Regions from separate parts of the Homo sapiens genome. Here regions 1, 3, 4 and 5 are each linked to region 2. Evidence: chromatin loops called from intact Hi-C (ENCODE). Cell type or tissue: Panc1. All regions are shown on one strand. Links, peaks and the distances in the headings refer to the core of each region. The heading gives the core; the rest is flanking DNA. Region 1 overlaps LOC105369501 (a long non-coding RNA gene). Region 2 overlaps TTC12-DT (TTC12 divergent transcript). Region 3 overlaps USP28 (ubiquitin specific peptidase 28). Region 4 overlaps ZW10 (zw10 kinetochore protein). Region 5 has its middle 57 kb from the start of DRD2.

Region 1 (5,885 bases), core at 622-5,621, 190 kb before region 2:
GATCAGCTGGTGAGAAAGTGGTACTGGGAATACAAGCTGTCAACCACCTGCTGCCCTTGGTGTCCAGTCCCCAGTGCCCTGGCTACTATCCAGGCTCAAGATTTATGTCTTAATTATGTAAATGAAAAGATTATGCCATCAGGGGCTCTGGTGAGCTAATTACTAAACAAGAAATCAGTGCTGCTGAAGTCAAAACTAATGAATCCCAAGGCTCCCCACACTCTGACTATAATTGCAATAGTGAGGATCTTATTTCAACAGACCATGCCAGAGAGCTGGGAGGGCCTCACACTGTGATTGATTTATTGAGATCCTATCCAAGGTGCTTTTTCTCATGGATGCTGGGTGCTGGAAACAATCCCTGGCCATCCCTCTCCCAATCCATGGGCACTTCTGCACCTATTCAATCACCTGTAATAGCTCAGGCTCTGGGAAATGAATATATGGATTGTTCTGGCCAGTGACAGTGAGGAGGGAGGAGCTTTGGTCAGAGCATCAGCTCAAATAGATGTGACATTTGGAGGACTGAGGCAGGGTGAGAGGGTTTCACTGGGGTCCCTTTCTCCCTCCCTGCTTCGCAAGAGATATCCAATTGCCCCAGACAGTGGACAAAAGCGGACAGAGAGGTCTCTTGACCCTCTGGGCCCCAGAGGCACATGAACCCCTACTCAACTCGTTGTCCCCTCTTCACCCTCCCTCACTCCCACACTGCAGGGCTCTAGGCTCTGTCTCTCTTGCTTTATGTGACTATTTTCCTTTTAATCCAAATTGCCTAGTCTTACCCTTAGCTTTTATCCAGTGCTGCTACAAGAAATAGCCATGTGCAGTCTATTTCTGCAATTATCATAACCATACTGTTGAGGATCATGACTGTTATATCTGCAGCAAAATAATGAGGGGGATTTTTCTGGTGCCCCAGAATTGTGGCTAAGGCCCAAACCAAAGCAGAGGAGAAGAGGCACTGAGGAAGCCTGCATTCTAAACAGAGCTGCCTGGGAGCAGGGCTAACATGTCCTGGCAATGTGGTTTGTAAACCACAGGTTTGCAAACTGGTTGCAGAACTGACCTTCCCCCTTCAAGCCACTCTCCGTCCTGCCTTCTGCTCCTCACTCTTGCAGATACCAAGAGAGGACTGGGGAATGGTATGGGGAGATGGCACCAGAGCTGCAACCTTACAGTGTTGGTGGTGGGGGCAATTCCCTTATCTCCCCATGGGAAGACACATGATCACAGAGACCACTGCACTGGCACTCTGCTCTAGAGACTCTCTAAGACCTGTGGAGATGGCCCATGCCAGTGGAGGGAGAAGGGGCTGCAGAGGGCCTGGGAAAGAAGCACTGGGGTTACCCCATCCTGGGTCTCAGCAGCCCTTGGAGGACACAGTGGAAGTCCACAGTATTGCCTATGGTTCCACACAAGGGGCATGGAATGGAAGGGCAGGAACTGCGGGCTGCCCAGCTGGTTGCCAGAATAAGTCGGGAAGGCACCACTCAGAGAGAGGGGGGCACAGTGCAGGTTGAAGGGGGGCATTACCACCTCCTTTTCAAGTGGTTCCTTCTAGGAGAGGAGACCCGGGTTGAGCTGAATATTGCTCCAAAAAAAGACCCCACCCTCCATGTGGAGACTGCCACTCAGCGGGGTCCACTAACCTCCCACAGAGCCAGGGTGAGCCAGGCTGAGATCAGAGATGCCTCCTCACCACCATCACTCTCGGCCACACTGAGATGCCTCCTGCCTCCCCATCCTTCCTTCCTGCCCCCAAGTCTAGAACCGCTAGATCCAGAGAAGGGAGGAAGAGGAGGAGGAGAAGTGAAGGAGGAGACCATGCTGCTCCCCCACCTCCAAGTCCCTAAAGCCACAGTCTTCCTGGGGTTTGGGACATTGACAAAAGGAAGAGCTTTGAACCAGATATGAATTTGGAGTTTTAAATGGACTGGACTGAGTTTTTAGTAACTGAAAGTGACAGGAATATTTATTCACTTTCTGCCCAAAATATCAAGGGATGGGAGAAAGGGATTTGACAGAACACAGCAGAAAGCAGTGACTAGAAAAAATTAATTTTCATGTTTATACCCCACTGCGTTGAGACTCCTGAATAACCCACTGCACATCATTCCAATCGATGCCCTTTAAATAAAGCCCCATGGAAAGAAAGTCTTCTCAGATTTTTTTGCAAGACTATCCAAGATGTGGGGAAATGTGCACCCTCGCACACTGTGGGAGTAGAGGTAAACTGTAAAGGCAAGGCTTTTCCAGGGAGCGGTGTGTGTCACAAGACTTAACAAGGGCATGCCTTTGATGCAGCAGTTTTACAGTGAGGAAGGTACTTATTGATCATTAAACAGATGTTCATGGAGTACCTATTATGTGTTGGGCACTGTTCTAGGTACATTGACCACTGCAGACATGGTTTCTAGCCTTGTGGACATTACAGCTCAGTGAAGGAAAAAGACAGGGCAACAGGATGCTACAACACAGGCTGATTCCTGCCGTAAGAGAATGAAGAGTGGGTGACGGTGGTGACATGAGAGGTGCAGAGGTCTGTGGTGGAGGTGGGTGTCAGAGGAGACTCATCTGAGGAAGTGATGTCTCTGTTGAGAGCTAAAAGATGAATGGATAAGGGTGCTCAGGCAGTGGAGAGTGTGCTAGGCAGTGGAATGAGGATGTACAAAAGCACAGAGGCAAACAGCGTGACAAGTTCAAAAAACCTGAAGACGTTCAGTTTGGCCAGAAAGAGGAGCAACAGTGAAGGTGCTTTAAGCAGGAAGAAGCTGGAAAGGGACAAGGAGCCCTGAGGGAATAATTCAGGATGCATGCAAAGACTCACCAAAGCATCATTTATGGTTATAATATCTGATGATTGGAGACAACTTAGATGTCAAACAATGGATCACCAGTGGCACCAACACAATAGAACACTGTATGACTATAAAAACAATGCTGTGGATGACTATTTATTGATGTGAAGAGATGCTGAATGTTATATTGTCAAATTAAAAACCAGCATATTGGAGAGCCTTGCAAAAAAAATCAGCATATATAATATAAAATGTACACGCTGGACACAGTGGCTCATGGCTGTAATCCCGGCACTTTGGAAGCCTTGAGACCAGGAGTTTGAGGCTGGCCTGGGCAACATAGTGAGACCCCGTCTCCACGAAAGCCAAGAACACTAGCTAAGCATGGCAGCTAGCTAATGTGCTTATAGTCCCAGCTACTCAGGAGACTGAAGCAGGAAGATTGCTTGAGCCCAGGAGTTCGAGGCTGCAGTGAGCTATGATCAGGGCAGTATACTCCAGCCTGGGCGACAGAGGGAGACATTGTCTCTAAAATATATACATACATTAGTAAAATAAAATAAAATTGTATGCACAGTTTGATCTTATTTTTATTTTAAAAATTATGCAAAGATTCTGGAAAAATACATACCCAGTTAACTGTACTTGTCTCTCGGTGCTGGGGTTGCAGACGAATTTCATTCTTTCCTTTTTGCTCTACTGTAGTTTATACCATATTTCATCTGTGTGCAAGTATGGCCTGGATAATAAGGAAGTGAAAGTTATAAAATATAAAATCTCTGAAATGTAAGCTTAAACAATTTAGTGCCAGGAAAGTCTTGGTTTCCCTATCAAGCATGAAGAAATTATTCAAAATTGAGAAGAAGCTAGTGTAAATGCAACTGACATGGAATATCAATTTAGACATTTATGAGCTCCAACGAACTCTGCATGCTTATTCAGAAGGTGTCCACTCCCCTCCCCAACGGGCTACCATTTCCAGCCACATGCACCAGTTGCTGAGCCCCAGGCAGCGCCAGCTTCTCATGGAAATCTTTAATTCTTGTTCTACCACCTTCTTGGTTCTCTAGTTTTATTTCAGAAGCTTCTTAACCTATTAGGATCTGCAAGCAGATAAGCTTATAACACTACGCTAAGGTCTGTTCAAGGCCTTCTGGGTATCAATAAATTCCAGTGGGTTTACACAACTTTGGGGAAATAGACATCTTCTTCTGGTCCTACTAGTATGTGGCTCACTTTAGGACCTCAGCACACACACCCAGCATGATAAATGTGCATCACCATCTTGCAGAGCCTTGGAGTAGAAAAAGAGAAGCTGGTGAACTTCCTCCTTTCTGAAACTTAACATGTTTCCTTTTTGCCATGGTTACCTGTAATCAGAGTCAATCTGATGCTATTGAATTATTACGGAGAAAGAGTTGCTATTTGAATTCAGTGCTTTGAATTCAATTGATCTTTGAATAAGGAGCTTCTGCAGTGATGTGGACCCTCTGCCTAAAGTGGACCAACATTCTTTCTGTCCCTTGAAAGACACGTGTTTTCCCTGTTCCCATCCCTGTGTTCATGCAGGTCCTCTCACTAGGAAATCCTGCTTTGCTGCACTTTCTGTCTATCCCAATGCTACTGATCCGTCATGACGCAGATCAAGTTTCACCTGTGTGAAGGCTTCCCTGATGCTACAATTTTCATGCATCTAGATTCTATGTGCTCCTTGAAAAGAGCATAGATGTTGCCACTGGAAGTCATAAGATCTAGTTGTAACTTTACTACTTACTACTTGAGTGATCTTGTGAAATTTACTTACCCTTTAAGAACGTCAGTTTTTTTGTTTGTTTGTTTGTTTGTTTCATGGAGACATTGAATAACAGGGCACAGGATTACAGAATATTACAATTTAAGTGCCTTAATTACCAAACGCTACATGTATTCAACAAACATTTGTTAAGTACCAACTAGGCAAGTGACACTGCACTAGGCATTACCCAAATGCTGGTTTTGTTATAAGAAGAAATAATAGTTTTCTAGGGAATTTAGCAAATTACATTGTTTTGTGCTTTTAATGTTTCACCTATGAATGTCTTGTTAAGTCTTTTTTGTATTTTGTATGTTAATTTTTTGTATTGCCAAATATTTATCAAATTCTTATTATGAGCCTAGTGGGGATAAAATGGTGGATAATAATGTTCCCTCCTGCAGCTGTGTGGATTTAAAAAATGGGGAACAATTGAAGATTTTAAGCAAGGGAGTAATTTGTTGGGATTTGTGCTTTTAAAATATGATGCTTTTTCCAAGTAATTGAAACTTTCTCCCCTTCTTTGCTTGTCTAAGTTCTGTCCATTTTTGTTATCAAGTTTGATGTCACTTTCTATTGGGATACTTCTCTGATGTCCAAATTTGGATTTTGGGCCCTCTGTCTGTACCTGTCTGTACCTTTTCTTTTCTACCCTCTGTGCAGCTCTAATGACATGGGTTGTAAAAGTTTGGGTACTTGTCTGTGTGCCCCTAGACCATGAACTCCTGATGAGACATTTCTGGGTTGTGGAAGAAAGAGTGTTTACTAACTGAGAAACCTGGAGGAGAGTCAATATCTGTAGGGAAGTGCCAAGTTTTAGTTAAACTGGGAAGAGAGGAGGCCACTTGGTTGAGGAATCTGGGGGAACATGAACATTTGTTTACCACAGAGTTGATTCTAAAGGAGACTGTGGGCTCTTGCGTTGTGAGGGAGGAAGTCCAAGGGAGTGGGTGAGGAGAGCTAAGCCCAGGGGCAAGGCAGACTGAGTTCGTTCAAGAGAGAGGTCCTGGGTCATTCTCGAAAGAGGAAATCCAAGGCCAGGAGAGCACACTGGCGATGGGTTTAGTTAGTGCCCAGTACTCTTACCATGTGGAGAGAACAACAGCCCTAACTCACCAGAAAAGTATAAGGCCTTTAAGAAATGCTTAAAGTATACCTCAACAAAGTTGGAGGGAAAACTGCAACAAAAAAGGGACAAATGCTTTATAAAATAAATAAATGTCTAAAGAAAATACTAGGTTTATGAATTACCTTCTCCTGCATCAGAAAGAGCAGTGGCTCTAATCTTCTGGCCC
Region 2 (5,885 bases), core at 483-5,482:
TTGGAATACTATCCTATTATGGAATTTTTTTTCTGTTTTTTGAGATGGAGTCTTGCTCTGTCACCCAGGCTGAAGTGCAGTGGCATGATCTTGGCTCACTGCAACCTCCACCTCCTGGGTTCAAGCAATTCTCCTGCCTTAGCCTCCTGACTAGCTGGGATTACAGGTGTCTGCCACTGTGCCCAGCTAATTTTTGCATTTTTAGTAGAGACGGGGTTTCACCACATTGGTCATGGTTGGCCAGGCTGGTCTTGGACCTCTGACCTCAGGTGATCCATCTGCCTCAGCCTCCCAGGGTGCTGGGATTACAGACGTGAGCCACTGCACCCAACCTTATGGGATATATTTTCATGCTTGCATCTCTTTTATTGATAATCTCATCATACTTCACTGCCACAGAAATATCAACAAAAGTTGTTGGAGTGTTTGCTGTGACCAATTATCATACTATGAGCCAGGGGCACAGCCTCTGTCCTCAAGGATCCCACAGTCTAATGAGTAAGACAGATGCATAAACAGATTATTACATTAATAGAACAGTATGATAAGGGCAGTGAAGGTCTAGTGCCTAAGGAAGAGGGAGGGAGAAGGAAATGCTGTCAGGCAAGTCCCCACAAGAATAGGGATTTCCCTGGTTAATGTGCAGGCTGGGAGTGTGTAGACGGCTCCAGGCAGAGGGGACAGGACTGGCAAAAGTTTAGAGGCAAGAAACATTGTGAAAGGCAAGAGTGGTGCAAGATGAGCCCAGAGATGTGGGTAGGGGCAGCTATATCCCGGATGGAAGCCATAGGAAGGGTGTGGAACAGGGACACAACAAGGCAAGAGCCCAGGGATGGAATGATAAGAGTTTATTGGGCAGGAGGGATGCAAAAGACGGGGGCAGCATGTTTGCTCCTGGTTGAGCTGGAAGTCACAGACATTCGTGGCTTCTTCAGAAGTCACTTCCATCTTGATGACTCCCACATACATCTCTGCGAACCCAAACTTTACTCCAAGTCCCAACTCTCTAAATCCAACAGGGTAACTAGACAATGCCTTTCCTGGGAGTAGGGATTTTGCTTTATTTTATCTTTGTATCCCCAGCCCCTGGTGCTTAGTTGGAGCTAAATAAAGATTTGTTGAATAAGTGAGTTTTTCTCTTGCTCTGCTTAGAGGAAGGTTCAAATATGTTATTCTAGATGGAAAAGGAATAAGGGTGTTTATAGTTTCTCTGCCTCAACCTTCCCAGAGTGGTCCATCCTGGAGGATAAGCACTGTTACAGTCACAAAATACTTTTCAGGATAAATCTTGCACTTGACAGATTGACCACTTTAACATGTCAAAAGTCCTGGTAAACCCCGGATAGCCACTGGGCTGTCCAGGAAGATTCCAATTTCCCCACTTCCAGGTGCATCGTAGGATCTCACTTCTCTATGGCCTGGTGATTTGCTTTGGCCAATGCAGTGTTGGGAGAAGTGAAATGGGCAGAAGCCTTTAAGCGCCAGTTTGACTCCCCATACATGTCCTTTCCCCCGACCCAGCAACCAGATGGTGTCCCTGAGTGAGTTCATGGAGGACAGGTATCTGTCTACCTTTGATGGATATGTAGAATGAGTGAGCAACAGACCTTTCTTGTTATAATCCATAAAACCTTGGGGCTTGTTTGTTAACGCAGCATAATGTAGCCCATCATGTCTAATACGGCCACTCGGAACACTTCTTCTTCACTTGTTACAATGGCAAAGTCTAGGGACCTCGCATATGAGTATATGTAAATAACAATGGTTATGATTTACATTTTAAGTGTCAATGTCTATGTATTTTCATATATATTCAAATGCACAGAGGGAAACAGACTTTTAAATTGTTGCTGACTTGCGTTTCAAATATATTTCTCCTAGAGAACCTTTATGAATCATATTTTCACAACGACTACTTCCACCTGATCCAAATCCCTTGTGTGATACTTCAGTTTTACTTTTGTTTTATGTTCTCAATAAAAATGGGAGAACATTTGTTCACGGTAAGTCTGAGACTTGGAGATTGTACAGTAAATCTGAGACTTGGAGATTGTATAAGTGGTCTCCCCTCTCTTTTACTCTGCTCTCTCTTTAGTGTAAACAATTGTCTTTGTTGTCTTTGTCTCTCTTTGTCTTTTCTCATCAACCATACTTTAAAAACTTAGGTGCAGCCAGGTGCGGAGGTTCACTCCTGTAATCCCAGCACTTTGGGAGGCTGACACGGATGGATTGCCTGAGCCCAGGAGTTCGAGACCAGCCTGGGCAACATGGTGAAACCCCGTTTCTACTAAAATACAAAACAATTAGCCAGGCACACCTGTAGTCCCAGCTACTTAGGAGGCTGAGCTTGAACCCAAGAGGTGGAGGTTGCAGTGAGCCGAGATTGCGCCACGGCACTCCAGCGTGGGCGACAGAGCAAGACTCCATCACTAAAAAACAAAAATAAATAAAAGTTTAGGAGAGATATTTTTTTTTCTCCTGAGGACATGAGGAATAAAGAGATCTCACCTTTGCCTGCTAAGAGTGATTGGTGTTGACAAAGTCAACCTGAATCCAGGAACCAAACTACAAACATGGCCCATTAGACAAAGACCCCTCACCATGGATGCTGGAGCTGCAATTGATTTGATAACTTTGGCTTCAAAATTTAGAGAAGGAGGAAGCTGAAGGAATGTAACACTGTCTTTTTCCTCCCTAAAGAGAATTCAAAAGTCACATTTGATTTTTTTTCCAAACCTATGTCCTTTTGAAAGAAAAAAACTAAAAACAAACAAACAAAAAACAGCATTCTACCATAGACGTAGAAATAATTTCAGGATCCAGTTAGACTTAGTCTGTGTGACCACAGGGGCCAAGAGTCTTCCTTGAGATTTCTATACTTAATGAAATGACACTACGGTTATTAACAACAACAACAGTAATGATAGTAACTAGCCCTTAATGAGCTGCTATGTTCCAGGCATTGTGCTCAGTCCTTTACATGCATTATTTAATTTAAAGCTCTTGATAGCCTTACAAGGTCTTATTCCTATTTCAAAGACAAGAAAATGCAGTGAGAGAGGTAAAGTGATTTGTCAGAGGCTGAGCCAAGATGTGAGCCCTGGTCTGTGTCCCACCAGAGCTCAGGCTACCCCACCGCACCACACTGCCTCAGATGTACTTTCTTGAGAGAGCCCTGTTTTAAACTCCTGCCATCAGTGACCACTCCAGGAGCCTCTGGGCCTCGCTGGGCCTCGCTGCGCCTCGTGAACGTAGAAGCCTCCTTACAGACTGCTCCCTCCACTTCACAGGCTGGCCCACCCCTGCAAAGGTGAAAGATACATCTTAACTATAGCCAGAGGGGCATGCCCCCCACTCCATTAAGAAAGGCAGCGTGTCTCCATCAATGTCATCTTTGGATCCTTTCTGGGGATCGTAGGACTTCTCTGCCTGAAAAAGAAAAGCACTGGGCATTCAGTGCCAGGTGGAACCGGTGCCACCAAGCCTGCCTAGTGTGGAACAGCACTGCCACCGTGTGGCAGACTGGCTGCACCTGGACAACCACTGTGGCAGAGAAAGGCTGGGACCCACGAGCAGTCAGCCATTCATGCATTTATTTAATGTTTGCTGAGCACCTACTATGTGTCTCGTACCTGGCTAGCTGCCTCTGACTGCTACTGCTGCTGTGATCACTTCTCTGGATAGTGAATTAAATGATGTCAACAATTTAGGCTCCAGAGAATGTTTAACACTTATTCATCATTTATTTAGGGTACTTGGTCATTCATTTAGGGGTGATTCATACCACTCAGAAATTATAAAGACAGAGCCAGGCACAGTGGGTCATGCTTGTAATCCCAGAACTTTGGGAGGCTGAGGCAGGAGGATCACTTGAAGCTAGGAGGTCTAGACCAGCCTGGGCAACAAAGCAAGATTCCATCTCTGAAAAGAGTGAAAAAAAAAAATTAGTCAGGCATGGTGACATGTGCCTGTAGTTTCAGCTAATCAAGAGGATCACTTGTGCCCAGGAGTTTGAGGCTGCAGTGAGCCAAGATCATGCTACTGCACTCCTGCCTGGACGACAGATTGAGACCCCATCTCGGAAGGAAGGAAGGAAGGAAGGGAGGGAGGAAGGAAGGAAGGAAGGGAGGGAGGGAGGGAGGAAGGGAGGGAGGGAGGGAGGGAGGAAAACAGAAGAGAAGAAGAGGGAAAGGAAAGGAAGGGAAGGGAAAGGAAGGGAAGGGGAAGGAAGGGGAAGGAAGGGAAAGGAAAGGATAGGAAAGGAAAGGAAAGGAAAGGAAACAATTGTGTGATGCACAGCTTTGTGCAGTGAGGTTTTTTTTGCCTCCAAGGTTTTGGGGACAAGAAGGCACACAGAGAATTAAAGGAGTCCAGAGTTACTTGCTGTCCTGATATAGATCCCATCTCAATTGCTATAAAAGGTTGAGATATGTATTTCTAGAACACATCTTTGCTTCTTTTATATCAACAGTTTAAGAGCATATTTAAAGTATATAATTAAAACTTAGAATATAGAGAAAGACAGAAAATTTTCATGACCTCTTACCCCAACAGTACTATTAACATTTTGATGTATTTCCTTTCAGTCTTTCTTCTACATATTTTTGCAATGATGTAACCAGGATTACATACGATTTTGTTTTACTTTATTGGCATAGCATAATGTCATCATAATCATAATAGCTGACACATTCTGAGCACCCTTGATGTCTCAGGCTCTTTATAGGAGCTTTAAACATTATCCCATGAAACCAAGTTACAACCTTAGGAGATAGTGTTATTATCTTCCTTTTAGTAGACAAGGCAATCAAGGCTCAGAGAGGATACATATTTGTCTTGTCTCTAGTTAAAGTCTATACCAGGTAATTGCATTGTTTTCATTACTGATATTTAATATTCACATTGCATTCCATTTATTCATTTCTCTACTTCACTTGACTACTTGCTATCATTTTAGAGCTTTAGTTGTTTCTAATATGTTTTGCTCATGTAAATATTGCTGCAACAAACATCTCTAAGTAAAACTTCTTATGTATCTCAGATTATTTTCTCTGGGTAGCTTCTCATAAATGGGTTTCTCAATCAAGATTTCAAACTTTTATGGTTGTTAATATTCCCAAATAGATTCTCAATGGATTTGTACAAATTTGTACCATTTGCCAACTATGACCAGCAATGCTTGAGAGTGCTAGTTTCACAGTATCCTCATCAGCACGCTTAATTTTTTTCTGATCTAAAAGATGAGAAATAATCTGACAAATGAATCAGTGATAAATGGACTGTTTTTGTGTATTTTATTATTGGAGAGCCTGGAACCCCTTTCACTTTTCATCACTTACACTGGTGCTTTCCAGCTTCCAGAACCACAGTGAAGAACAGTCTATGTTATCTCACCTGGCTTTTCCTTCCTCAAATTGCATATCCTTTTGGACAGCCCTAGAATGTCTCTGCCATCTTGTATCCTTTAAACTAAGAGTTCTTAACTTAGGGTCCAGGGACCCCCTCCCAAGGGTCCATGGATAGAATTCAGGGTGTCTCTGAACTTGATTGGGAACAAAATTGTATTTTTATTGTTACCAATCTGTCACTGGAATTTAGCATTGGTTTCATTGTTTTTTTTTTCCAGCTTTTTATTTTATTAAAAAACCTTTTTTAAATTTCAATAATTTTTGGAGAACAGGTAGTGTTTGGTTGCATGGAAAAGTTCTTTAGTGGTGATTTCTGAGATTTTGGTGCATATGTCACCTGAGCAGCATACACTGTACCCAATGTGTAGTTTTTATCCCTCACGCCCCTCCCAACCTTCCCTCACAAGTCACCAAAGCCCATTATATCATTCTCTTTTTTTTTGAGACGGAGTCTCGTTCTGTCACCCAGTCTGGATG
Region 3 (5,726 bases), core at 727-5,726, 490 kb before region 2:
TAGCTTTATTTTCTGATTTATACTTTGACATCTGTATTAGTTATAGGTGTGGCAGGGCCACTTTGAAGCTGAAAAGGGATCTTGTTGGTTTGATGGATCTGAATTTTATTAGAGCCATGTTTTTATATTTTAAATCACCAAATAGATTGACATTTTGAATATCCTACTCAGCTTCTGAAGTAATGCAATTATAGGGATTTAGACTCTTTCCATTATTGAGTCCCAACCCCTAGTGTGCATCAGAATCATATAGGGAGCTTTCAGACAGTCGTGAAGCTCAGGCCTCTCCCTAGCAATTAAACCAGAATCCCTGGGAAGGGCCCTGGGCATCAGTGTGTCTTCTGCAGGTGATTCTGATGCTCAGAGGAGATAGACAACCAGTGAACAGGTCTTTGGTTGAAACAGGTGTTAAGCATGACCTTGACTTACAAGTTTAGGCCAATGGGTCATAAACTTTACAGCATTAGAATCACTTTGGGAGCTTTCATAAAATCCCAGTGTCCCGGTCATCTAAACACTAATTAAATCAGCTTATCAGAAGTGGGAACCAGGCATCAGTAGTTTTTAAAGATCCCTAAGTACATCCAATGTGCAGTAAAGTTTGGGAACCACTTGTTTAGACTGTTATTAAAGAGATATTTATCTTTTTCAGACTCTTCCCCACCTAATTCTACCTTTTATCTGTAGGAGCTGAATGCCAAAGCAGCTTCTCTTTTTGAAACAAATGATGATCACTCCGTAACTGAGGGCATTAATGTGATGAATGAACTGATCATCCCCTGCATTCACCTTATCATTAATAATGACATTTCCAAGGATGATCTGGATGCCATTGAGGTCATGAGAAACCATTGGTGCTCTTACCTTGGGCAAGATATTGCAGGTATATGCTCTTGGTAATAATATTCTGAGGTTTTGAGAATTGTAGAAATTTCAGTGTTCTCACTTGATAGCACTGGTTGCCAAACCTTTTTAAGGAATTGGAACCTTCTAGCATATAAGTAAATTAAAAATGGATCTGCTCTATTGAAACAAGAGGAGGGAGCCTGGGCCTCTGCCCCTCTTAACCTCCCTTTAGCTTCCCCATGACTGCCAAATCACCTCCATGGGCAACCAACAAGCCTGGTTTGAAAAAAGTCACTGCTCTCCAGGAATGTCAGACTTCCATTACTCTCTCATGTGCCAAAAGATGAACTCTTTTATAGTTTAAAAATCAAAATCTGACTGGGTGCAGTGGCTCACACCTGTAATCCCAGCACTTTCAGAGGCCGAGGTGGGCAGATCACCTGAGGCCAGGAGTTCAAGACCAAGTCTGGCCAACAAGGCGAAACCCCATCTCTACTAAAAATACAAAAATTAGCTAGGTGTGGTCATGGGCGCCTGTAATCCCAGCTACTCGGGAGGCTGAGGCAGGAGAATCACTTGAACCTGGGCAGCGGAGTTTGCAATGAGCCGAGATAGCACCAGTGCAATCCAGCCTGGGCCACGGAATGAGACTCCATATCCAAAAAAAAAAAAAAAAAATCATGCAGAGTATGGTTATGGGAGGGGTGCCTTGATGAATTTTTTCTGTGGCTTGAAGTTATATAGCATATTAACTATGATGACTTCAAGATTAATTAGTGGACTGTCCTTGCTTGTTTAAAGCATCTTAAGGAGGGAATGTAAAGCTGGTTGTTTTTAGGTGAGTTCAGTAGACTTGGAAAATTGTTATATATTCTGATATGAATCCTCTTTGTTAGGTTCTCACTGACATAGAGATACTCTATTGATGGGGCTAGGCACAGTGGCTGACACTTGTAGTCCCAGCACTTTGGGAGGCCAAGGTGGGTGGCTCACTTGAGCCCAGGAGTTTGAGACCAGCCTGGGCAACATAGTGAGACCCTGCCTCTACAAAAAATGAAAACTTAGCTGGGTATAGTGTAGTTCTAGCTACTCAGGAGCCTGAGGTGAGAGGATTGCTTGAGTCTGGGAGGCCGAGGCTACAGTGACCCAAGATCATACCACTGCACTCCAGCTTGGAGTGAGACCCTATCTTTAAAAAACAAACAAAACAAAAAAGGCCGGGCGCAGTGGCTCACGCCTGTAGTCCCAGCGCTTTGGGAGGCTGAGGTGGGCGGATCACGAGGTCAGGAGATGGAGACCATCCTGGCTCACATGGTGAAACCCCGTCTCTACTAAAAATACAAAAAATTAGCCGGGTGTGGTGGCGGGCACCTGTAGTCCCAGCTACTTGGGAGGCTGAGGCAGGAGAATGGCGTGAACCCGGGAGGCGGAGCTTGCAGTGAGCAAAGATGGCGCCACTGCACTCCAGCCTGGGCGACAGAGTGAGACTCCGTCTCAAAAAAAAAAAAAGATATTCCATTGACTTGTTCAAGTGTTTAAGTTGATAGTATTTATTTAAAAATCCTGTAATAGCTAGTTGCCATGTGTTTCCCTTTACTGTCTTCAGTTTTTATTTAGACCAAGCTTGTCCAACCTGAAGCCCAACACAAATTTCTAAACTTTCTTAAAACATTATGAATTTTTTTTTAACCTCATCAGCTATTGTTAGTGAGGTTCATGTGTGGCCCAGGGAAGCCAAAAGACTGTACACCCCTGATTTAAAACCATGTGTATACACTGATATATTGTAAACATTTGAAAGAAAATAATTACCATCATATCTATGCTAGAGTATCATATCTACTTCCTTGTATTTTAAGAAGACAATTGGTTAGAAGACCCTTTCGTAATAAAGTAATTATATAGTTGTTATATAGCAGTGAGCTAAAGTTTGGTTTATTTGCCTTTGCTCCTGGTTTGGCCTGAAGGAATAATCATTTATTAGTAACTGGCCAGCATAATGCTTTGACCTTTGAGGTTAGGTAAGGGGCTAATAGAAGGCTTGTTCACTTTTACTCAGAAATCTGTTTAGCTGTATATGTAACCATCTGTTTTCCCTCCACAGAAAATCTGCAGCTGTGCCTAGGGGAGTTTCTACCCAGACTTCTAGATCCTTCTGCAGAAATCATCGTCTTGAAAGAGCCTCCAACTATTCGACCCAATTCTCCCTATGACCTATGTAGCCGATTTGCAGCTGTCATGGAGTCAATTCAGGGAGTTTCAACTGTGACAGTGAAATAAGCTCCCACATGTTCAAGGCCCATTCTGGTTCCTGGCTGCCTGCCTCTTGCACAGAAGTTCGTTGTCATAGTGCTCACCTTGGGAAAAGGATTAGGTGGGCACATAAGATTCCGATCAGACCCCAACCATGCTGCATGTGTAAAGAAGGATTGAAAATAAAATTGCACTTTTTAGGTACAAAATCATAAAAGCTGTTTCACTAGAAAAGGCAGAAAGCAGTGTATTAAGGTGTTGAATTACGCCAGAAGACCTGAAATGCCTTGTACCTACAACAATGCTTAGGCTTTTCTAAGCCTCTTGCCACTTTTAAAATTATCCTTCAGGCATAAATATTTTTGACAGCAGAATAGAAGAATGATTCATGAGAACCTGAACCAGATGAACAGCTACTAGTTATTTTATCAAATACAGATGACATTTAAAAATTCTTAACTACAAGAGATTAGAAATATAAACCTTGCCTGGCTCTTGCCAGGAGATAACAAAATGGGTTGCTGATGAACTGCACCCTTTTACATGTGGGTAGAATATAAGCTCACATGGCAGTGAGATGTTGAAAAGTCAAAAGAGACCTGTCTCTCTCCTTTCTTTTCTATCTTTAAACCAGAAAACCTCATACTCAGTCCTCAGTGAAAGAAAGTAAAGTATTAAGGACTTTAGACAGAAGAGCATTGTGTAACTTGACTGAAGATCATCCATTAATAGTTATTAGGCATTTAGGTAAAATTTTCTAATACCTAAAAATTGTCAAAAACAGTCAATAGGGCTACTGCTGGCCCAAAGACCATTTAGGTCCACCTCCTCTTTTTTGCTCTTTTTTTTTTTCTGTGACAGTTTCACTGTGTCGCCCAGGCTGGCGTTCAGTGGTGCAATCTCAGCTCACTGCAAACTCTGTCTCCTGGGCTCAAGTGATTCTCGTGCCTCAGCCTCCCGAATAGCTGGAATTACGGGCATGCACCACCACACCTGGCTAATTTTTGTATTTTTAATAGAGATGGGGTTTCACCATATTGGCCAGGCTGATCTCTAACTCCTGGCCTCAAGTGATCTATCTGCCTCCCTCAGCCTCCCAAAGTCTGGGATTGCAGACAAGTCATCGTACCCGGCCTTCTTTTTTGCCCTTAAAAGTAAGGGATGTGGGTTTGTACAAAAAAAAAAAAAAAAAAAAAAAAACCAGCATACATATGCAAAACTATATATATATGTATATGTAGAGAAAAATACTTCCCATTGATCATTTTTAAAAGGCTTCTGATTGGATATTGTGTTTTAACCAAATTTTAAAGATTAATGGAATCATGAAAGGGAAAAAAATTGATACAACTATGCAGATTTTATAAATGTGCAATAAAAGTATTTGTTTTACCTTTGGTGTGCAGTATGGTCTTTATTTAAATATATATTTTCCATTTGGGAAATGGACATACTTGGTATTTGTCTTGTTCCAATTTTTCTTCTTTAAAACCAAAAAGCAGATTAGAGGGTTGATAAACTGGATGGGGACTGACGCGCCAGTGTTTGAAATAAAAGGCAACAGTCAATTATTGAGCAGCACCTAGTGGTAACTGAAGCTTTTTAATCTCATTGGCTATTTGCATTGCATGTAAGCTTATCTACTTTGTCAAATTTTTGAATGCAAAAACAGCAATTTTCTTAGAATGGAGTTTCTTATGTAGTCATTCCTCAGCAGACACCGGCAATTGCTGGGACCCCTGCATATACCAAAATCCATGCATACTCAAATTCTGTAGTTGGCTTTGCAGAACCCACATATAGGAAAAGTTGACCCTCCATACACTTGGGTTTTCACATGCTGTGAATACTCTATTTTCAATCTGCATTTGGTTGAAAAAAATCCTCATGGGACTCATGCAGTTCAAACCTGTGTTTTTCAAGGGTCAAAATGTATTTTGATTAATGGTAGGCCATGCTTTACAGATATTCAGAGGTGCTTTAGTGTTTTAAAACTCATCGCAAAGATTGTTTCATGGGAAGTTGATCAATTTTCTTACTGATTACCCTTTACAGTTTAACATCCTGTGTGCCACCATTTGCCTTTCACTTTTTAATCCCTGTCAATATTGAGTCTTGTGTGCAGTGCTTCAGTTATATTATTTTAACCCTGGGATGACGATAGGGACCATGATTTATCCAAGGTCGTAGATCTTGTAAGTGGTAGAACTAGGACACTAATCCTTGGTGTGTCTGACTTCATAGCCTGTGCTTTTAATAGATGTTCAACTGTCCTTGGTAATCGTGTGAAATATTTTGTTTTGTGTCTCCTTAACAGTAGTTATTTCCTGATCAGCTATTGGGAATCTACAGTTGGCAAAGAAAGGAATGGATGGACATCTGGAGTGTATGGTGCTGAGTAGTCTGTATCATTTGGATCCACCAGGGGGAGTGCTGAGAACTATTAATAGTTTCTTATTCCTAACAGTAGCTGGCTGCCTTTAGGTACAACCAAAGGCCTCCACAAACTAAGGTCTCAGACTGGTTTGTTTGTTTGTTACCCAGCTGTCAGGCTAAGCATTTTTTTTTTTTTTTTTTGAGACAGGGTCTCACTCTGTCCCCCAAGCTGGAGTGCAGTGGCACGATCT
Region 4 (5,885 bases), core at 226-5,225, 420 kb before region 2:
GGAGTCAGGGTAGAGAATTTCTGAGCAAATCGGAGATATTTTAGGGGTGTGGAGGAGGGGAAGGGAGGAATGGGCCACCATATTTGGCCTTACAGGAATTAAGGAGACTTCCTGTAATATTTCTTTCCAATAAATATTGCTTTTTACAATTAAGGGTGAGTGTCTTTAATAACATGGGAGCTTTGACAAAAGAGAACAACGAGATTTCTTACATTCTATGCCATCCTTTTTATTGAGGTATATGACCGTCACACAGGACTCACTGACTGGTCATCTTCATTCATCATAATACTACCTGATAATTTCTCAGAATTCTTGGGACTCCTAGGACTTTGTTTAAGCACACATTTTTGGCACTTTTTGCTATTTCAATTAAATTTTATTTTCTTGGTTGGACTTTTCCTCCTTCTCAACACTGTTTCTTTATCTTGTCAAATGGCAAAGGTCTTAAATTGCCAATGTTCCTTTGGAATGTATGTGCCATGACATGCTGACTCTGGTCTTTATAGCCTAATCCTTTATTTGGTGGACATAGGTAATCCTTCAACTCAGCTTTTTGTGTTTTTAACTCCTTGCAGCCATTGGAGGAATATATTATGTTAAGGTTATTCTGAACCTGTCTAGGACTCTGGATTGTATCTCTTCATACTGAAATACAATTTCTTATTCTGAAAAGAGGATAAGGGGTATGACCTTTAGGTCCTTTTGAGGTAGGTGCTGTCTGAAGAAAGTTGCTAATACAAACCTGGCCAACATAGTGAAACCCCATCTCTAGTGAAAATACAAAAATTAGCTGGGCATGGTGGTGGGCACCTGTAGTCCCAGCTACTCGGGAGGCTCAGGCAGAGGAATTGCTTGAACCCGGGAGGTGGAGGTTGCAGTGAGCGGAGATTGCACCACTGCACTCCAGCCTGGGCAACGGAATAAGACCCTGTCTCCAAAAAAAAAAAAAAAAATTGCTAATCCAGTGGGTGTGCTTCCTTAGTCCTCAGCCTTGCAGGCAGACGGTCCTCCAGTTCCTTGCAGACATGGAACAAACTGTTCTTCCTCCTGCCCTTAACCTTTTTCTTAGTTCTGGCTCGGCCCCTTTAATCATGTCATTCTGGTTGCCTAGTCTTTCTTTTTCCTGTTTAAGGGTCATACAAGAACTATTAAGAAAGAAGACTGGTTTTCTTTTTGTGAAAGAATTCAGCTGTGGTTAACAAGAAGCTATTTATCTATATTCTGCATGTCCTATTATGAGAACGCAGAAAAGAATTGTCTGAATCAGCTTTGTTTTTTTGAGGAACAAAGAAGTTGGCTTTCTAAGAGAGGAGGAAGGGCCCATTTTCGCAGGTGAAGAAAATACCCATTTTTGAAAATTCATGTAATTTCAGGTAGCATTACTTTTCTCAGCAATTGAGAGAATGGGGAACTAAGGGTAGAACTGAAATAAATGCATCACAGGGCTATTACACAGAACAGCAGATTTCTTCATAGAAGCTATTCCTGACAGGTACAGCAATTTGGAGGTAGGATCTCTTGTAACTGAAAAGCATGCTTTTCACTCCTTCCTCACAGTAACACAGAAAACTGCATTGCAGCTCTTCTTAGCCTATGCAGATGCAGTCCCTCGGGACTGTTTCACCTAATGAATAGTTTATACTAGGTTGGTGCAAAAGTAATTGCAATTTTTGCCATTAAAAGTAATGTATTATGGCACATGGAGTAGGCAGACCCTATCCTCTTCCCTGGTCAAGGCAATTGATAGCTGATGGTTAAGTGCATGTTCATTCTGGTTAGAGATGAATCATCTAATTGAGCATGTGGAAGTTGGCATGGCAACTGTTACATGACCCTTGAGGGTACCTGTTCTGATGGGGAACCTGAGAATTCCCTGGGATCTTGAGGGTACCTGTCCCACCTGGGAATCAAACTTTCTTTTTTTAGGAAAAGAGTGTAGATTATGGGAGAAGGGGAACTGTAAGGGGCTTGACTCAGTGGATCTATGGGCCAAGTAGAAGAAACCTCCTTCCTAAAGAGCAACAAGAACTATATAAATGACTTTGAGAGATGAAATTCAAGAAAGGTTTCCCAAAGGAAAGTTTTTATTAAAAAGGCAAGTGTGCAAACAGTGTAAATCCATGCAATTATTTGATAATGGTTCCTGTTTCTGTGTGGATCCCGACTTGGTGACCTGTTTTATGGTCAGTTTTGCAAATGCATTTCTCTCTGAAATGGAGATCCTCCAGATGGCACTCTTACCTCAGCCTGGGAGCCTCACAAGGCATCTAGACCTGATCTGTGGAAATGCAAGCCAGAGAAACCTGACCGTTTTACCCTGAGCTTATATTCTGACCTTGGTCAGCTCCGGAAAGGTCATCCATACTCTGAACAACATCTGTACTATATGCTGCAGCACATTGCTCAGCAATCACTTGTGAATAGATCAAACAGTATTTTCTTTCATTAATAACACTGTTAAAGGAGTTTTGGATAATCCCTTTCTCATGCTTGCAAATACTTACGCTATCACTTAAGGCAATGATTCCCAGCTTTTTGGGGGTGGGTTTTATTTTATTGTTTATCTGATTTCCCAAGATTTTGTCCGTCTTCTGAAAGTAGAATGGTACACACAAATATGTGAGGATGTGTGCGTACACACATACACACACACACACACACACACACGATATTTTTGTGATCATGAAACCAGCTCAAGGAAGTAATTTGTTCAACTCCATAGCTGGTTTGTGGAGATGTGTAGGAGTAACTTCTTAGCCATGGGACATAGCTGTCAATGCAGGGAGGGATAAGCCTATTGGAAATTGTCTCATGTACAAAAAGTCTTGGCACCAGGTAGTTCTAAATTGGGTTTTGATGCCCACATTCTCCCTAATCACAAAACCAATTTTAAACATTTGTTATGTGATAAGTTTCTCTTAAAAATAGGCATTTTGCCAAAGCCTAAAATTTCCAAAATACTACAAAGTTCTGGTTTTGAGAAATTTTCCAATTGTTTAATAGTTGAGACAGAAATTCCTCACTTTATCATGAAGAGCTTGGTTAAGAATTTTGTGATAATCACAAGCTATAGCTGGAAATAGCCTTAGATGTCTCAAAATCAAGTTATGAAATCTCTGCCTAGAAGCTGGGGAGGAGGGCAATAATTCTGATGAGCTATGTATAAGTTTTTCACTCCTCTTCAGAAATTGGGTGCCCTAGTTTTTTTGTTTAGCTCATGAGAGTAGGGTGGGAGCAGTTGGGTCTTAGCTACTCTAGCTATTGAAGAAGACAAGGCCAAAGACACCTACACCCTCCCTTGCCACAGGCTTCTAAGTTGTTCTTAAACTTTCTGCATTCATTCTACTTACATTTATTGAGTGCCAGGCATTCTAGTCACTGAACTACAACCAAAAAAAACAAAACAAAACCTCAAAACAAAAATTTCCTGTCCCTCTGGTAATTTAAATTCCAGTGATGAAAGATAAACATGAAATATATATATGTGTATATATATGTGTGTGTATATATATATGTGTGTGTATATATATATATATATATACGTTTGAAGATGATAAGTGCTAGGAAAAAGTAAGCATACGGTGATGAGGATTAGGAGTTCCAGAGAAGGTGGAGCAAAGGGGCGAGCTGCAGTTCTCCGTAGGCGGGGCAGAGTGCATCTCCTTAAGAAGGTGAGTAAGCTGTGTGGATGTCTGGGTGGAGACAATGCTAGGGAGAGAGACCAATTCTTGCAAAGCCTGGGGTGAGAGGAGCATGTCTGATGAGCTCAGGGAATAGCAGAGAGTGAGGGAGCAGGTAGGCAGCAAGGATGCTAGAGCAGTAACAGGAAGAGAGGAGCAAGATTGTGTCAGGCCTTACAGACCAGTGTAAGAATTTATGTTTTGTTTTGTTTTGTTTTTAAACTCCGAGTTAAATGGTAAACGCTTAGTAGCTTAGGAAAAAAAAAACACACTAAAAAATGGAAACATAAAAGTAGAATAGTATGGTGAACCCGTGTACCCATTACTCAGCTTCAACAATTATTATCACGTGGCCAGTCATGCTTCATTGTGCTTATCCTACCTCCCTTCCCCTGAACCCACAAACACAGCAGATTGTTGAAGCAAAGGCCAGGCAGTGTATTTGAAACTCAGGACTCATTCCATAGTCTGAATGTTGTTTCCTGTGCAGTTTTCTCTTGTGGCATCCTTCTTTCAGCTTTCGCTCTTGTCATTCCCGCTTGCCTCTGCTCCCAGGAGCTGTCTTCCTTCCTCCTCTTGCCCCCAACCGCACTTCTCCACTCAGGCTCATCCTAGTATCTCCACTCCACTCCCATTCCCTGAACATTCAGTATTAAATAACAGACACCCCCAAAGCAGCTGACAGCTGACTCATGCCTCCACTTCCCCTTTGTCTGCTCCTTTCCTCTGCCTCAGCCACTTGCTCTACCTAACCCAATCCCATAGCTTCTGGGTGTTCAAAATCTGCATGGGAGGCTTTCCTCTTACTGATTGTTTGATCAGAGAGTATATCCCTTGTACTCTTAGAACCACTTTATCTGGGGTTACTTTCACAGAGAATCCCAGAAGGCATGGTTACCCAGCTTCACCTACTGAGTCCTAGGACTTGATGGCTGCTGGAGTCTGGGACTGGCTTGGTTTAAGGCAGAGCTACCCCTTCCCTAAGATCTGTCTGAGTGGAATGGTCGGTAGTGGAGCAGCCACTGGCTGGCTTCTGTTTCCCATTCCCCATTCCCTGCTTTAGAAATGATGCTTTAAAAGAATATGAATCGTTTCTATTTGCATGAAGGGTTCCATTTATGCTTGATTACCGTGCAGGATGATAAAAATTATGTATAACATTAAGTGTGTCATTCACTATTATAAATTTCATTTAATTTCAATACTAAGCTCTGTTCCTAAACACAGTCTAGTTTGCCATATCTATATCTACATTATTGCTTAAAACTAAAAAAATTAGAACTTTTGCTTACCAACTATTTATATAGTAATCTGTTCTAAGATCGTTTGTAAAATTGGCTTCAGTTGCATTAGTCTGAAGTCACAGTAGATCTTTTGCCCCCTTTTTGAAAATTAGAGTATTTGCTCATCTCAAGGACTATGTAACATGGTTTTGTTATTGCATTTGCAGTTTCTTTTATTTGTAAGTCCCATAGGATATAATTTCTCTGGGTCTGGTATTGTGAACTCACTGAAAACCTAGGTTCTCTTTTCCTATTTTATTTATTTATTTATTTTGAGACGGAGTCTCGCTCTGTCCCCCAGGATAGAGTGCAGTGGCGTGATCTCAGGTCACTGCAACCTCTGCCTGCCGGGTTCAAGCAATTCTCCTCCTTCAGCCTCCTGAGTAGCTGGGATTACAGGCATGCACCACCATGCCCAGCTCAGTTTTGTATTTTTAGTAGCGATAGAGTTTCACCATGTTGGTCAGGCTGGTCTCTAACTCCTGACCTCGTGATCTGCTCGTCTCGGCCTCCCAAAGTGCTGGGATTACAGGCGTGAGCCACCGTGCCCAGCTTCTTTTCCTATCTTTTCATTTATGTTAGGCTTCATTTTCCTCTCAACTACATTCGTTCTAGCCTTTTCAAGTTGAAGGTCATTCTCGATAGAGAATATAAAAGGAAAATACTGCTTGAGCCCTTCAGCTTTCTGTCATTAAAACTTTTTTATTTAATTTAAAACTTTTTTTTTTTTTTGGCAGAGCTGGGTTCTTGCTTTGTTGCCCAGCTGGTCTTGAAGTCCTGGCTTCAAGCAATCTTCCCACCTCAGCCTCCCAAAGTGCTGGGATAACAGGCAGTGAGCCACTCTACCAGGCCTCTGGCATCTCCTTTTTTTTTTTTTTTTTTTAACATCAAGTCATCAACTTCAGGCATAATCTCTTTC
Region 5 (5,885 bases), core at 257-5,256, 230 kb before region 2:
TTGTTTGTTTGTTTTCTTTTGATTTGAGACAGAGTCTCACTCTGTTGCCCAGAGGCTGGAGTGCAATGGCATCATCTTGGCTCACTGCAACCTCCACCTCCCAGGTTCAAGCAATTCTCCTGCCTCAGCCTCCCAAGTAGCTGGGATTACAGGCATGCACCACCACACCTAGCTAATTTTTGTATTTTTAGTAGAGACGGGGTTTCACTATGTTGGCCAGGCTGGTCTCGAACTCCTGATCTCAGGTGATCCACCCTCTTCAGCCTCCCAAAATGCTGGGATTACAGGCATGAGCCACCATGCCCAGCCTGTTGTTTGTTTTTCTAATGCATCATTCCATGTAATCCTCATAAGAAACCTGCAGTGTAATAATTATTATTTCCATTTTATGGACAAGGAAACTGAGTGAGGTTCAGAGAGGTTAAGAAAATCACCCCAGGTCATACAGCTAGTCCTTGGAGAGGTGGATCTAGCCCTTCTTTGTTCTCATTTCTCTTATTCTACCCAAGAAGACCTTTTGTGGTGTTGGCTTCGGCTCATTCTGGGCTTCAGCCTTCCTGACATTATACTTAAAGGTCTGTGTCACTCGTGTGTATTCATCCTGTGCAATCACACTTCTTCTATATCAGAGTCATTTGCAATTGTCTTGTCAGAATTTCTTTCTTGAAAGTCATCCCTTCAGAGCTGTCTGCCATGAGAGTGTCAGGTCATGGGATCAGCCGATCTTTTCTCTGAAGATTTTGCAATCTGACTTGTAAAAACTAAGGTACAAGTAAGACCATGCCCAGCTCTTTTCTTCGTGAATAGCATGAACTTTGAGGTGACCTGGCTACTATTTCTCAGGATTTCTCTCTTTGTTCCTTCTCTAAGCAGTTGCCGCTTGTTAAAGCAGAATTAGATTCCAAATAGATACCTTCTTCTACCCACAACCTCTGCTTTCTGAGAGATTAAATTGCTGAGGCAAACCAAGAATGTATTTCAATACATTAATTGCTTTGCTTTTGTCTAAATGATAGTTTCTAGAATGATAAGTAGTTGTAAGTAAAGTTGATTAGGTAAGTTACACTGGGAGAGGACCCTATTTCTATAGGGTCTTTTTTTAAAAATAGAAATTTTGATTTTATGACAACTTGCAGGGACTTACTGGGATCCCTTCCTGAGCATGCTTATGTCATTATAAATGCAATTAAGTAGAGCTATATTGGAGTGTATGTACAGTTTTATGTAAAACAACATTACATGATTTTGTATGAGGTAGAAGAGATAGAGGAGTGGTTAACAGCGTGGAGTTTTGGAGACAAACAGGTATGGAGTTCAGTGCTTTCTCAATACTTCATTAGCTCTGAGACTCCGGTAAATTCCTAACATCTTTAGGGTTTAGTTTCCTTACCTGTAAAGTGATGGTGATATACACAGTCTCTATACCCATCTCATAAGGCTGCATGAAGACTAAATGGGGTAACATGTGTAAATGCTTATCACAATGCTTGGTGTATAGTAAAATACTCAATTAACAGTAGATATTATGTGGAATGACATTTGTTTGTATAGGAAATTGTTTTGGCTTATAGAAGTGTGTGTAAATCTGAATGTGAAAATCTGAGTACATATTTCCAGAATATTTTAGTCTCATTGCTGCTTTTTAACACAGATGTTCACAGATACATGATGGTGAGTCCTGAGGACAGGGAGACCTTGAGGAGACTGAGGAGCTTTGAGTCCTTTTAAATTAAAAATCCAAAGAGTTGGAGAGCATTTAAGTTGGAGAAGAGAGTTGACTTCAGAGGTACAGGTGGGCGCTACATGAAAGGTTCCTTCTAAGATGTGAAGGGCCACGCAGGTTCCTTTTCTCCAAAGGGCAGAGGGATGGAACTCTGACCCGCCATGCTGGCTGGTGAAGGATCACCTCTCTCAGGAGGCAGAAGGTGCACCTATGGAGGCCAGGCAGCCTCCTCCTCCCTCCTACGATCTCTTTCCCCTGGCAGGAGGCCAAGACAGCCATCTCCAAGGTGTTTTCCAAGCCAATTCCCTGTGCTTCATGGAAAAGAGCAGCAGCCTGCATGTGTGTATTTCCCCAACCTAAGCTCCAACTTTGATCTTCAGGCAGCACAACATTTGTTTTTAGAAAAAAACTCATCCAGCTCAGAGGTGATGAGGGTGACAGGGCTGTAATTATCACCTGTTCCTCAGCACCTAGTGTACCGTGGGAAAGGTGCTGACAGCTCTGAACTCTCTTTGTGTGGGGAGTGAAGCCCCCAACCTCTGCTTAGAACATTTGACACAGACAGACAGCTGTGGGGCCACGTGGGGGTGGGCGTGGGGTGGGGGTGGAGGGGGCCTGTCACCTCCTCCTCCATCACCTCCTCTTCTCCCTAGGCTGTGAGAGTGGGCTGAGAGCCCTTGCACGTGTCTCCATTCTTAGACACATTTTTATAATAATCAGCTATATTTCACTTAAGAGTCTCTTCAGGGTGCCAGACCTTACAAAAAAGAAAAGGAAAGCAATGGGTATTAATTTGTGATTAACTGGACTTCATTGGGAACCAAGGGGCAGGATGGAAGAGTGACCTCCAGAGGGCGCCAGAGTGATTCCATGCTAAGCCGCGGCTAAGGAAGTCCCCAGGAATACAGTGGAAAGAGGTCGGCTGCAGTGTCAGAAAAACCCGGGCTACAAACCTGATTCTGCTTCTTCCTCAACAAGTGGCTTTGGACAGTGCACTTGACCTATTAGAGATTCAGCTTGCTGGTCTGTAAAATGAGGGTAGCAATACCCTACTTTCAAGGGTTGCTGTGAAGGCTCCATGAGATAAAGGATTCAGGATTAAATGAGATAACAAAGACCAAGAAGGGAGGGGAGATACAGAATGATTGCAAAAGATCTGTGTTACCACTGACACCTTAAGTCCGTTACCCGCACACTGAATTAAGGCCGACTGGTCATAGATGGTCAGCAGTTTTCATACGTCCATCAGTGTTCTTAGAATAAAGCTGGAAATCAGTGAACAGCCCCGTTGGCTTTTGTCATGGCATTGTTTTCAATCAACAGACGCTAAGCACTGTGGCTGCTCTTGTGAAGGGATCTGCAGATGGCTTAGACATGAAACAAGAGTCCTCAGAAGCCCCCAGGAACCCCCAGGAAGGTTGGGAACCACAGAGACAATGCAGGTAAAGCGCTTCTCTCCCCACTTTCCTGAGCCCAGAGGAGAAGAGGCCCCTTCTGACCTGGGTGGGCTCTGCTTGTTCTCCTCCAGGGCTGCCAGGAGGTCACAAGGAATGTGCCATGTGCCACCAGCAGGCCCCGACAGGTCTTACTAAGCTCCTTGAAAAGTCTGGCCCTAGTTTCCCCCTTCCTTTCCTGCAGTATCAGCTCCCAGTCAGGGACATTGCCCAGGGAGGCCTTCCTGCTCCTCAGAGTAACACGTGTCATGTGGCCTCCTTTTATGATTAGTGTTCTTCTCAACTGCCCTCTAGTAGGAGGGGTGAGAGGCAGAGGCTCAGAAACTTGCAACTGGGAACATATGTCTTTCTGGCACCAATTCTGAGAGCAACCTCACCAGAAGAAAACTCCCCTGCTTCCTCCTACTTCCACCAACTGGAAAATGAAACGTCTGCTCCAGGCGTTCCCTGGAGTTCAGCTGTGCAGCCTCTAGGCAGGGGCCCTAGAGCTACTAGCATCGGGTTCTACCACCTACTAGCCAGGGGTATTGTCACCCAAACAGCCTGAGCCACAGCCACCACTGCCCATGCCTGATTCCAGTGGCCACCCTATGGCTGCCCCTGCCTCTCTCCTGGCTTGTCTTAAGGCTGGTGTTGTATCCTCTTGCTCCTCAAAGAGTGCTTCCTAGGGCTGCAGGATCCCGTCCTTGGAGTGCTTGCTAGAAATGCAAAATCTCAGCACCCTTCCTTACGCAGACTTCCTGAATTAGAATCTGTATTTTAACATGATCCCCAAGTAATGCTCACGTACAATAAAATCTGAGAAACATGGATCTAGCTCACCTGATGGTTTCCCATCACTGCCTAACTACTTTATGATAAAAATGACTTCTGGCTACACAGCACCAGGGGCTGAGAACACGGTACCAAGAAATGGTCATGGGAATCTTTGCTAGAAGTCAGAGAAAGCCCGCTAGCATTATTGAAGCCAGGCAATTTATAGGCATGGTCAGAGTTCACTCTTACACCCTCTTTCTAAGGCAGGTGTTATCCCCGTGTCTGGAGGAACAAACTGAAGATCAAAGAGGTCTGAAATGAGCTCACCATTCCAGAGCTAGTAAGAGGGCTGTGTGGGGGACAGAGGAGAGAAAGGGATGTTGGGCAAAGGAACAGCACATGTAAAGGCACAGAGGTGTGAGACAGCATCATCAGCATCATCAACAAGAAATCCTGCATGCAGGACACTGGGCTTCACATTCATTCATTTCATTTATTCATTCCGCAGCTACTTGCCGAGTACTCAGTATGTGCCATGCTCTGTGCTGGGCAACACAGTTGCAATGTAGAATCAGGTAGGCATAGTCTCTGCTCTCAAGGAGCTGCCTTTCTGCTGGAAAAGAAGGATTTTATATTCACAAAAGTGATTTAATTGTAATTGAAGCAAGAGCCACAAAGTATAAAAAAAAAAAAAAAGAAACCTAGCTTAGTCTTGAAGAAAAGGATACTGTGTATAAATAAACAGAAAGACATCCTTGTTTTAGGGCTCCTCAACTTTCAAGATTCCCCTTGGTGGCTCCCAGGAGTGCTGTCTACTCTCCTGGTTGGTGGTTCTTCTCCTGCTGCTCCTAAGCAGCAATCATGGGTCTGTGCACAATGCCAGGCACATAGGGATGCTGGACAAAGGGAAAAAAGTGTGGATTCTACCCTGCAGCAGAAGGGGGCCAGAGCACAGGATTCCCCTTGGGTCTAACACCACCTGAATTTCTGCATGGGGCTGGGTAGGAGTTGGTGTGGAATGTTATTTTGTTTTGTTCCAAGATCAAAAGCCCCAAGAGGCTGGAGCTTCGTGCAGTTTTGCTGCCAGGTGTGCTTGTAAGGAGGTCCAGAGGAAGGCAACATCAGAGCCCAGCCTGGCCTTCCTTTCTTCTCCCTGACAAAGGCCACTCACATTTGTATACAGCTGTGGCTTTTCTTGGGTGTTTCCATTTTATGGTTGTGCATTTATTTGGGGGCTTAATTTTCTAACTTGGGTCTGGCTTTTGCTGGCAGCCCTGGTCCCAGCAAATGGCCTTGGTACACTGGGCAGCTGCAGGGACCAGCTAGGCTTGCCAGGGAAGCTGTATTCCTGTGCCAGGAATCAGGCACATGGGAGTTTCCATATTGGCCTGTTTCTGTTGTCTATTGCGGCATAACAAATCATCCTCAAAATGATCATAACAAATAGTGCCTAAATTGAACAATGGCAATTCAGTGGGTTGGTTGGGCTCAGCTAGGTGGTTTTTCTGCATTCTACAAGATACAGGTGAGGTCAATCATGAGAATGCATTCACCTGGGAGGTCTATAGAGGCTGGAATGTCCAGGATGATCTCTCTTCCTTCAGGCTTCTCTCCATGTGGCCTCTCACAGAGTGCTAGTTTCCCCAAGGCTTCTTTACACCTTGACAGCTGGCTTCCAGGAGGGAGAGTTTCAAGAGGATAAGCCCCAGTGTTCAAGCACTTACCCACCCAGCCTTTGTTTGTGGCATGCTTGCCAGTGTCTCACTGGCCAGAGAAAGTCATGTGGCTGAGCTCAGAGTCACTGTGGGAGGGGACTACTCAGGGTATAATTACCAGTAAATGTGCACACTGGGCACCACCAATGTAGCAGTGTTCCATGTGGCCCTTGGAAGTGAAGCTGCCGTTAGCTGCTTAGGAAAGTAGTACAGGGCTTGATGGAGCAGGTCTGGAAG

What was found. A loop is a pair of places that touch in the nucleus more often than their neighbours do. Peaks named below come from ENCODE experiments on the same cell type or tissue, not always from the same donor. Only the 100,000 strongest peaks of a DNase experiment are listed, where the experiment ranks them.
Region 1: a loop joins it to region 2, with 3 times the contacts of the local background. A loop is called at or near these places in 6 of 110 quality-filtered maps.
Region 3: it touches region 2 in a loop (5-fold over the local background); 53 of 110 quality-filtered maps call a loop at or near these places.
Region 4: a loop joins it to region 2, with 10 times the contacts of the local background. A loop is called at or near these places in 89 of 110 quality-filtered maps.
Region 5: a loop joins it to region 2, with 10 times the contacts of the local background. A loop is called at or near these places in 97 of 110 quality-filtered maps.

What each region holds. Positions count from the first base shown.
Region 1 is chr11:113,491,636-113,497,520 of GRCh38, reverse strand. All of the region lies in intron 1 of LOC105369501 (a long non-coding RNA gene), which reads left to right. Among named protein-coding and RNA genes, the nearest start is that of DRD2, 19 kb to the right of the region's middle. In Panc1, for the core only: CTCF peaks have their summits at 3,085 and 3,286; no DNase peak of the experiment used is centred there.
Region 2 is chr11:113,303,521-113,309,405 of GRCh38, reverse strand. All of the region lies in intron 1 of TTC12-DT (TTC12 divergent transcript), which reads left to right. Among named protein-coding and RNA genes, the nearest start is that of TTC12-DT, 8.0 kb to the left of the region's middle. In Panc1, for the core only: a CTCF peak has its summit at 3,515 (motif pointing left); a DNase peak (open chromatin) is centred at 3,525; H3K27ac peaks cover 1,960 bases.
Region 3 is chr11:113,796,640-113,802,365 of GRCh38, reverse strand. It overlaps USP28 (ubiquitin specific peptidase 28), which reads left to right. Exons shown (of 26, transcript NM_001346252.4): 25 at 688-883; 26 at 2,951-4,491. The coding sequence ends at 3,126. Among named protein-coding and RNA genes, the nearest start is that of CLDN25, 20 kb to the right of the region's middle. In Panc1, for the core only: CTCF peaks have their summits at 3,165, 5,330 and 5,531 (motif pointing right); a DNase peak (open chromatin) is centred at 5,509.
Region 4 is chr11:113,727,451-113,733,335 of GRCh38, reverse strand. ZW10 (zw10 kinetochore protein) reads left to right here. Exons shown (of 16, transcript NM_004724.4): 16 at 1-149. Among named protein-coding and RNA genes, the nearest start is that of TMPRSS5, 24 kb to the right of the region's middle. In Panc1, for the core only: CTCF peaks have their summits at 2,043 and 2,251 (motif pointing right); a DNase peak (open chromatin) is centred at 2,275; H3K27ac peaks cover 3,413 bases.
Region 5 is chr11:113,529,588-113,535,472 of GRCh38, reverse strand. No RefSeq gene overlaps it. Among named protein-coding and RNA genes, the nearest start is that of DRD2, 57 kb to the right of the region's middle. RefSeq lists a silencer at 2,452-2,746. In Panc1, for the core only: CTCF peaks have their summits at 2,358 and 2,575 (motif pointing right); a DNase peak (open chromatin) is centred at 2,592; H3K27ac peaks cover 2,053 bases; H3K27me3 peaks cover 317 bases.